2 separate regions of the Homo sapiens genome follow, and region 2 is linked to region 1. Evidence: chromatin loops called from intact Hi-C (ENCODE). Cell type or tissue: dorsolateral prefrontal cortex. All regions are shown on one strand.

The links. Hi-C counts contacts between places; a loop is a spot of excess contacts. Peaks named below come from ENCODE experiments on the same cell type or tissue, not always from the same donor. Only the 100,000 strongest peaks of a DNase experiment are listed, where the experiment ranks them.
Region 2: a loop joins it to region 1, with 3 times the contacts of the local background. A loop is called at or near these places in 14 of 110 quality-filtered maps.

What each region holds. Positions count from the first base shown.
Region 1 is chr10:84,262,224-84,267,223 of GRCh38, reverse strand. No RefSeq gene overlaps it. Among named protein-coding and RNA genes, the nearest start is that of LINC00858, 15 kb to the left of the region's middle. RefSeq lists a silencer at 2,374-2,523. In dorsolateral prefrontal cortex, CTCF peaks have their summits at 2,261 and 2,461 (motif pointing left); a DNase peak (open chromatin) is centred at 2,443; H3K27ac peaks cover 783 bases.
Region 2 is chr10:84,427,687-84,432,686 of GRCh38, reverse strand. The region is part of intron 5 of CCSER2 (coiled-coil serine rich protein 2); the gene reads right to left. Among named protein-coding and RNA genes, the nearest start is that of CCSER2, 100 kb to the right of the region's middle. In dorsolateral prefrontal cortex, a CTCF peak has its summit at 2,587 (motif pointing left); a DNase peak (open chromatin) is centred at 2,566.

The sequences.
Region 1 (5,000 bases):
GCCTTGGGCTGAGGCTCTCCTGCTGGCCTATGGTCTTTGGAATTTGGGAGAATTAGTAAGAGAAAGATGAGAGCAAGCCATAGAACAAGAGCAAGTGAAGAAGAATGAACACCTAGAGAGAAATATATATTAATATAAAACAGCAAACAATGGCCTCAGAGATAACTCAGAGTAAATCTCAGTTAAATCACTCTTCATGAAACAGAACTGTTCATACCACTCCCCAAAAGTGGTGGTTCTCACTCATGGCTGCATATCAGAATCACCTGGGAGCTTAAAAAGCCCAAGCCAGCCAGCCCTTTAAACCTACCACATCAGAATCTCTGTGCCAGGGACCTAGACAGCTATAATCTGTAAGGCTCTCTGGGGCTTCTCAAGTTTTAAGGTGCACACAAACCAACTCTAGGGGTCGTTAAAATGAAGATTTGGATTAAGGAGTTCTGAGCTGGGCCCTGAGACTTGAGGGCCTGAGACATTTCTTTTTAAAAAATTTTTATTTTATGTATGTATGTATGTATGTATGTATGTATGTATGTATGTATGTGTGTATGTATGTATTTACAGAGACAAGGGCTCACTATGTTGCCCCGGCTGGTGTCCAGCTCTTGGACTCAAGTGATCCTTCCATCTCAGCCTCCCAAAGTGCTGGGATTACAGGCATGAGCCACCACGCCCAACCCTGAGACATTTCGAACAAGCTCCCAAATGAGGTTGGGGCTTCCAGTGCAGGGATAACACATTGAGTCACCAGGAACCAGGTGATTCAAATTTGCAAACGAAGTTGAGAACTGTGCTTGTGAGGATGTTGTGGGGATTAAATGAGGGAGTAGTTGGGACACTTGTGGTGTGTAATCGCCAGTCAATTATCACAATTCTCCTACACACCCTTTTCTTGAGTGACAGCAAAGAGTAGATGATGAAGTCCCTGATGGAACATATCTAATATCTATTGAGCACCTACCGGGTACCATGTGCTTTAAAGTATGCCACCCAAATGAGTCCATTCTTGTGGATGTGGAACAAACTCAGAGATAAAAAATTTGCTCGAACTTGCTTAGACATTTGTTAAAAAATACTATTCGATGACACTTGTGAAAGCATGGTAAAGACTTTATTCAGGACCATCGCTATAGGTGTAGGGACAGCTGCAATGGAATGTTGCAATGGGTGAGAGAGATGGACAAGTCGGAAACGATAGCCCAGGAGCAGGGTGTGGTTTGCTGGATGGAAAATTACTAAGATGAAACATCAAGAATAAAAGGGATTCTGGCTAAACCTATCGAACAAGATTCTTGCTGAAGACAGGCCAGGGTGATCAGAAATCACCTGGGGGATGGTGCAGGCTGAGGAACCTGATCAGATATCCAGGGCTGATGGTTCTTGCTAAACTAACTTAATAGGGTTCTTTGCTACAACTGGGTGTTACAAGGAAGTTCAGAGATGGGCCTAGAAGAAGGTTCAAGAGCCTGACTCGAGTTTGGTCAAGCAGAGAATCTTTGTCACATTGAATAAATGGTAAATCCTGGATTCATGCCCAGGGATTTCCAACACCCAAAGCTGAGCCCTTTCCAATCTGCCAAGCTGGCTGTGATCTAGAAGGCGAAGGCGGTGCATGTGTTGGACAGCTGCAGAGGGCAGGGCAGCTGAGCTGAGGATGCTGTGCAGGGGATAATGGAGGCCATTGTGAGAGCTGCCAGGTGGATGGAGGGAAGAGCAGGTGTGTGATGTTGGGGCCAAGGAGCAGCTTAAGAGAGGAGCAGCAAGTTACCTCAACCGAGAACAGAGGGAAGACTTAAGGATTATATCTCTGGCCTTCACCCAGTGCTTTCCCAGCCCTCGTTACCTTAGAAACATTGCCCACAATTGCCAAATGTCATTTATTGTGCCTCTGCCTGAGGAGTGGGGTGCTTCTCCGAACCCTCCTGCCCCACACCCCATAGTTTGCAGTGTTCTTCCACCTATGATCACAGCATGAGGGCTAATCACCACCACTTTTCAGATGAACAGTCCCAGGTTGGAGAAATCCAGGGACTGCCCTGACTTATCAGTCAGACAAAGACAAAACCCAGGCCCAGACCTCTTATCAAAATGCTGTGGTGTGCAGGGCTTTGGAGGCCTCCATTTGGCTAGACATTCAATGGCTGTTCTATAGACAGAGAAAAGGGACTGACTCCATGGGGCCATCAAAGACTCCTCTGGCCAACGTGCATGACACTGTGTTTCCTTTAAGAAAGAGAGAGATGTGGAATCATGTCATCATTTGAGGTAGAAACAGTTAAGTGTCAGGTTTCGTCTGTATCACGAGCAGGCAAAGGAAAACGTGTCGGAAATCCTGCAGGAATCAATAACCCACCCACGCGGCCTCAGCAGGAGACCCCCAGGCTCTGCGGAGAGGCACTACCATCAGGGCTGGCAGCTCAGGATGTACTGATCATTGAGAGGGCACTGCCACCTTGTGGTACCTGCTGAGCACTGCGCCACCCTCACATTCTGCCCAGTGCGAGTATTTATGCATGTCGGATCTCTGCTTTTCCCTTCTCTCTTCATTTACCTTAGATGACAGGACAGATAATAGTGATATTTACATACACAGGGAACACAAGAAGGGAGACAGTTGTGGTGGGAAGGAGAGTGAGCTTGTATTTGAGAGAATTGGACCAGGAGTATCTCTGACAGGGAGAACAGCAGAAATTCTATTAATTATGAGGCAAAAAGAAAGATATGAATAAATTAGGCCAACTTCTTTGCCAATGAATTTATTTATCTATATAGAAAATTTGTGGGATCCCTTTTCCCTTTAACAGGGAATATAGATACTGTATAGTTCAGGCAGTATCTAGTTGGTATCTACTTTCTTGCTAGACAATCAAATGCACAGCCCTTTCCCTCCCCAGGAAAATTGTGCCAGTGAAGGTCTCCGGAAGGGGCCAATCCTTTACCTTGGTTACAACTTTCTACTTTATTTGTGATGTCAAGTCCATTTGGCAATAGGCAGAGCCATCTTTCCCAGCAAGAGGATGAGGTGGGTGATAATATTCTACGGTACTTACATTTCTTTGTGAAAGAACTCAAATACATTCTAGAATCAATGGATCTTAGAGTGGGAGGGGATCTTAGAAGCCAAATTTTATAACTTTTAAATGGGATTTTTACAATCCCCGGGTTCTGCAGAAGTGGCACTGGGTGTTCCTGGGCTGGGGGCACCAGTTGGGCTGTTGGTCCCCTCCATTATCATCTGTTTCAATGATGAGCTTTGATGTAACACTGTATTAGTTTGTTAAAGCGGCTGTAACAAAATACATAGACTGGGTGGCTTAAGCAACAGAAATTTATTTTGCACATTTCTGGAGGCTGGAAGTCGGAGATCAAGTTGCCGGCAGTGTTGGTGTCTGGTAAGGGCTCTCTCCTTGGGCTGGGCCAACTTTTCACAGTGAGCTCACATGGTCTTTCCTGGACATATGCTTGGGGTGGGAGAAGAGGGAGCTCAGGCTCTCCGGTGTCTCTTCTCATAAGGACACAATCCTATGGGATCAGGGCTCCGCTCTTATGACCTCATTTAACTGTACTGGGTTTCAACATAGGTATTTCAGGGGACACAAACATTCAGTCCACCACAAACATCTAGTTTGGAGAAAAAAAATTCGATAGTGTTTGAGAATCTTCTGCCTGTGTCAGAGCCCTGGGGGACTGAGATGATAGAGGGGATGGGCCAGAGGGGGTCTTGACTCCCAAGGTTACCCAGCGAGGGGATGGCAAGGCCTGGTCACACTACAGGAGTGCATGTTATGGGGCCTTCCTCTGTGGATGCCAATTTAGGGAAAACTGTTCTTAGAAATCATGGTGGTTTTCTTACATAGGACTATGTGGTTTTAAAAAAATAGAGAAACAAAAGAAAAAAAATGGTGATTTCCAAGTCAAACAGAAAATTTTAAAAATCCAGAATGGGGCTAAAATTGGCTACACATTGAAATTCAGTGGGGGATAATTCTCTTGAAATACAATTAAATCAAGTACACAATGAAGCATAGAGTGCACGCTTAATTTATCTAGAGCCAGGGATAACTGTTTAGTTTTGTGATAAGGACTTGCAGAGATTCTGAAGGAAATTTCTGGGCTATCTTGATAACCTTATTATTATACCTGATTTCACTTACTTGGACATGGCTGTACCGTAATTTCTATCTTTGATTTCCTAGCTATTGTTAACACCTGTATTTTACTCACAAATGTAACGAAGAGACAAAGAGGCAGTGGACATTTTCTGGCAGTATCTGGAAAGGATCTTGGTACTGCGTCGTCGCATCGAGCACGTGTCTGACACACAGCAGCTGTTCAGTAGATACGTATTGGATGGATAGGTGAATATGTCAGAACTAAGTGACACAGACAGGGATTCAGGGGGTCAAATGGATGCTGGCTTACAAATGAGGAAGTGATTGCTGGAGGTGACATTTTCTGGTGCTTGATGCTTGCTGGTTCTGGACGTCCACCTCCTGGTGGCCTCTTCCAAGTCCAGTCTGTGTGTCTGCATATCAATGTGGTCTTTAGTGTAGAGTGTGGCTAGAGGCCAGGGCAGGAGAAGTTAGGCTGGTTCCCCGGGCCTCCAGTGAAGATGCCCTGAGCCCTCGAGCTCTGCAGATGAGGCTCTAGCACAGTCTCTGCTATTTTCACCCTTCTTTCTTCCTTCCTGACTTCTCCAGACTCAGTCTTCTCACCTTGCTCTTGTTCCCCTTTCCACAATGTGGCCCCAGTTCTCCAGGGCTGCACGGAACTTGGAGAGAGCACTGTGGTGCTAGTGATGACTAACATGGGCGGGGGGACCTTGTTGGTGTGTCCCCCTAAAATTCATTGTGTCTGCAGGGGGTGGCATTAAGGGGTCACAAGTGAATGGAGAAAAAAGACCAAGGGGTGCCCAGGAAAGGGTGAGCAGTTGCTCCAGAGGAGCCTAGGAGGGAGGCAGGAGAGGAAGGCTGGTGGGGAATGACGCTCAGCAAACTCAG
Region 2 (5,000 bases), 170 kb before region 1:
AAGAGAATAAGCCACCGACTGGAAAAAATTATTTGCAAAACATATATCTGATAAAGGATTGGTATCTAAAATATACAAAGAACTCTTAAAACTCAACAAGAGAATAAACAACCCAATTTTAAAATGGGCAAATAGCTAGAGGCCATTATTCTAAGCGAATTAACGCTGGAAGAGAAAACCAAATACCACATGTTCTCACTTATAAGTGGGAGCTAAACATTGTACTCACAGACATAACAATGGTAACACAGACGCTGGGGACTACTAGACAGGGGAGGGAAAGAGGAGCAAGGGCTGAAAAATTGTTGGGTACTATGCTCACTACCTGGGTGATGGGATCATCTGTATCCCAAACCTCAGTATCACATAATATATCCATGTATATGTGATACAAACCTGCGTATGTACCCACTGAATCTAAAGTAAAAGTTGAAATTATAAAAAATAAAATAAAAATAAGCAAAGATCTGAACAGACACATCACCAAAGAAGATATACAGATGGCAAATAAGCATGTGAGAAAATGTTCAACATCATTTATCATTAGGGAACTGCAAATTAAAACAACATTGAAATACCACTACATACCTAATAGTTAATGTCCAAAGCATAGTACCAAATGCTGATGAGGATATGGAGCAGCAACAGAAGTTCTCATTCATTGCTGGTGGAAACGCAAAAGGGTAAAGCAACTTTGGAAGACAGTTTGGCAGTTTCCTACCAAATTAAACATATGCTTCCCATATGACCCAGCAATAGTGCTCCTTGATATTTACCAAAATGAGGTGAAAAATGTACGCCCGTGCAAAAATCTGTATATAAATGTTTACAGCAGTTTTATTAATAATTGTTAAAACTTGGAAGCAACCAAGATGTTTTTCAGTAAGTAAATGAATAAACAAACTGTAGTACAGCCATACAACAAAATATTATTCAGTAATTTTTTTTGAGACAGGGTCTCTCTCTGTTGTCCAGGCTGGAGAGTGGGGTGATCTCGGCTCACTGCAGCCTCAACCTCCTGGGCTCAAGTGATCCCCCCACCTCAGCCTCCCAAGTAGATGGGACTATAGACACGTGCCACCACGCCCAGCTAATTTTTTTGATTTTTTTGTCAAAACGAGGACTCAATATGTGCCCAGGCTGTTCCTGAACTCCTGAACTCAAGCTATCCTCCTGCCTTGGCCTCTCAAAGTGCTGAGACTGCAGGCATGAGCCACTGCACCTGGCTAATTTTTTTTTTTAAATGAGATGCCACAAAAATATATAGAGGAACCTTACATGTATTTTGGTAAGTGAAAGAAGCCAATCTGAAAAGACTATCTACTATCTGATTATAGCTCTCTGGCATTCTGGAAAAGGCAAAACTGTAGAAACAGCAAAAAGATCAGTATTTACCAGGAGTTCAGGAAAAGAAGGGAGGGATGAATAAGTGGAACACACAGAATTTGAAGGGTAGTGAAACTATTCTGTATGATACTGTAATGGTATGGCATTATACATTTGTCAAGGCCCATAGGATATACAAAACAGAGTGAACCCTAATATAAACTATGAATTTTAGTTAATAATAAAATATCAATATTGACTCATCAATTATAATACAATCATGCAAGATGTTAATCATAGGAGAAACTGTATCTAATGGAAGGTGAGAAAGCATATGAGAACTCTATTTTTGCTCAATTTTTCTGTAAACCCAAAGCTGCTCTAAAAAATAAAATCTATTAGTTAAAAGGAAAGAAAGAAAAATAAAGCATGACAAATGAAGAGAAACACTGCCAGAATAACAGAGATTTCTAAAACTCCATTCCTCCATTAAAGCACTAAGAACACTGGCAAATTTGTCAAAATCAACTTTTTCAGAACTCTAGAAATCAGCCAAATGCTTGCAACAACTAAGGAGCATTTAATCAATAAAAACTGCTGAATCTCAAAGAAACAGCAAGCTCTGTGGCATTTTAATTTATCCAATAGCCACACCCATCTCCTTACCTTTGTGGTAGCTTGAGAACCAAAAGCATTACAACAAGCATGGCAGCTATGAAATCCAGCAGTCACTAGAGATTGGGGGACAAAATGGGTTTAGAACTCTCCAAAAAGCACCACTCCCAAAGAACTGCTATGATTTGATCTCCCTGGCCGCTCCCTAGAAAAAGCCCATTCTCAGGAGTTGGTTTGAGCTGATTCAAAGCTTGTTCGGTAATTCCCTTATCCCTAGTGCACTGCTTAAAATCTCAGCTGCCTGAAATGGCAATATCAATTGGGACAAACAAGAAGCTGACCAAAAATCATAAAAGGAAAACCTGAGGAAAGAAATGTCCACAAGAGGCTTTGAAATGCTCCAATATAGTCTTGGGAATAGAGAAGAACATATACATGTATAGGCTGTGTATGTACATGCCAAGGAAATACCAGAGAATCCCCTAATCTTCCACCTTTGGCTGACTTTGAAACTCTAAACAAGCAGGAAGTGAAGGCCAAGGCAGAGCTGCAAACTACTTACAGGACTGCAGGTGTGCCTAAGCTGCAAACTACTTACAGGGACTGCAGGTGTGCCTAAGCAAACACACAGAGCCCCCTGGTGGAGGCTGGGAGACTTACTAGTTCAAGGCATTCAATGAAATCTCCATCCAACCATTAGCTGACCACTAATCAAACCAAGCAAAGACGTCAAATATTTTTTTAAAATACAGACTTTTTACAGAATCTGTCTAGAAAAGTCAGTAAACAACCACAAAAAAACACAACAACAAATCCTGGCCAGGGAGAAATCTGATTTAAGTAGTTTTCACATTATTTGTATTTTTTTTTTTTCAAATTTTTTGTGACAAGCAAGGAATGATGCTCATACATTCCCGTAGTTAAGTGGCCAGAGCGAAGTGGGGAGGGGCAGAAAGAACGTAACTAATGACCAAACATGTCCCAAATTTGATGAAAAACATTAATCTGTATATCTAGGAGGCTCAACAAACTACAGATATGATAAACTAAAAGAGAGGCGCATTATAATTTAACTGTTGAAAGCCAAAGAAAAAGTGAAAATCCTTAATGCAGAAAAAAAGCTGGGGGGGGTGGTGGTGGCAGGGCGGGGGGACTCATCATGTGGAAGACACGCTCAGTAACATTAACAGCCGATTTCTCATCAGAAAGCATGGGAGTTGAAATATTACAAGGAACACTGCCAACCAAGAAGTCTACATCTGGCAAAACTATCCTTCAAAATAAAAGAGAAATTAAGACATTCCCAGATAAACAAAAACAGAGAATTTATTGCTAACACACCTTCCCTACAATATATAGTGAAGTTGGAGACTTGAACACCTCACTTTCAATAATGGACAGAACAATTAGAGATATATGAGAAGCAGAAGATTTAAGCAACATTATAAACCAACAAGACCAAAAAGACATCTACAGAATATCTATAAAAATTAAATTAGCAATCCAAAAAACTGCCACAAAGAAAAGCCCAGGCCCAAATAACTCCACTGGTCAATACTACAAAACATTCAAAGAAGAATTCACAAAAATCCTTCACAAACTCTTCCCAAAAGTAGAAGTGAAAGGAATACTTCCCAATTCAATCTGTGTGGTCCTGATATCAAAACAAGACAAGGATATCTCAAGAAGAAAAACAAAACAAAACTACAGACCAGTATTTCTTAAGTGTGTATATATATATATATATATATATATATATACACATACACACACAAAAAAAATCTTCAACAAAATACTAGCAAACTGAATCACACAACATACCAACACAACACGCAACATACCAAAGTATTACTCCACATTAGTAGAATGAAAGCGGAAAAAAAAGATTATCTCCATAGACACAGAAAAAGTAATTGACAAAATCCAACACCCTTTCATGATAAAAACACTCAACTATCCATGAATGGAAGGGAACTTCAAACTGATAGAAAGTATCTTTTAAAATCCACAGCTAACATCACATTAACAATAAAATATTTAAAATATTTATTTTCCCCCCATATCAGAAACAAGACACACCTATTGGCTTTCACCACTTCTACTCAACAGAGGTTGTAGCCATAGCAATTATGCAAAAGATAAAAAGACATTTTTATCCAAAATGGAAAGGAAAAGGTAAAAACTATTTGCAGATAACATATCTTGTATATAGAAAATCCCACAGCTGGGGTGCCCAAGCCCCTAACCAGGGACCAGTACCAGTCTGTGGTCTGTTAGGAGCCAGGCCACACAGCAGGAGGTAAGCAGAGGGCATGCATGTAAGCATTCCTGCTTATCTGACAGGAGCTCCACCTCCTGTCGTATCAGCGGCAGCATTAGATTCTCATAGGAGCACGAACCCTATCGTGAGCTGCGCATGCAAGGGATCTAGGTTGAACACCCCTTATGAGAATCTAACTAATGCCTGATGATTTGAGGTGGAAGAGTTTCATCCCAATCCCAAAACCATCCCCCAACCTCCCACCCATGGCCTGTGGAAAATTTGTCTTCCAGGAGACTGGTCCTTGGTGCCAAAAAGGTTGGAGACCACTGTCCTACAGGACTAAGCAAACAGAGGGTTAAATGACTCATGTACATGAACACTGCAGCCACTCAGGACTGCAGCAAAGCTTATAATAAAGAGGGAAAGTGGGCTAAGGGCCAAGCCTTTTGTAAGCTCCAGGTAGGAACCAGTAAAGAAGAGTTGATACAGCCAAATGCCCTAAGTCTCAAAAAATGGGACTTACAATCACTTCCTTTAGAAGTGACAATGAGAAATGAGGACAAAAACCCCATCTCTAAACAGTGAAGTATTAGGGTGACTGGAAAATAAGAATCTTTGGTGTAAAAATGTTACTGGGGAAGTAGTATATTTGGGAAAGAGCTAGGTTTCAGTTATGATTAGGAGAATGTAGGTGAAGAGATGAAGAATGTGAGTTTGCTAGGATATGAGAGAATTCCAGATAGCATATCAAAAGGTGTAGAAAAAAAGGAGGTCTGGGCAGAAAAGAAGAGAGGAA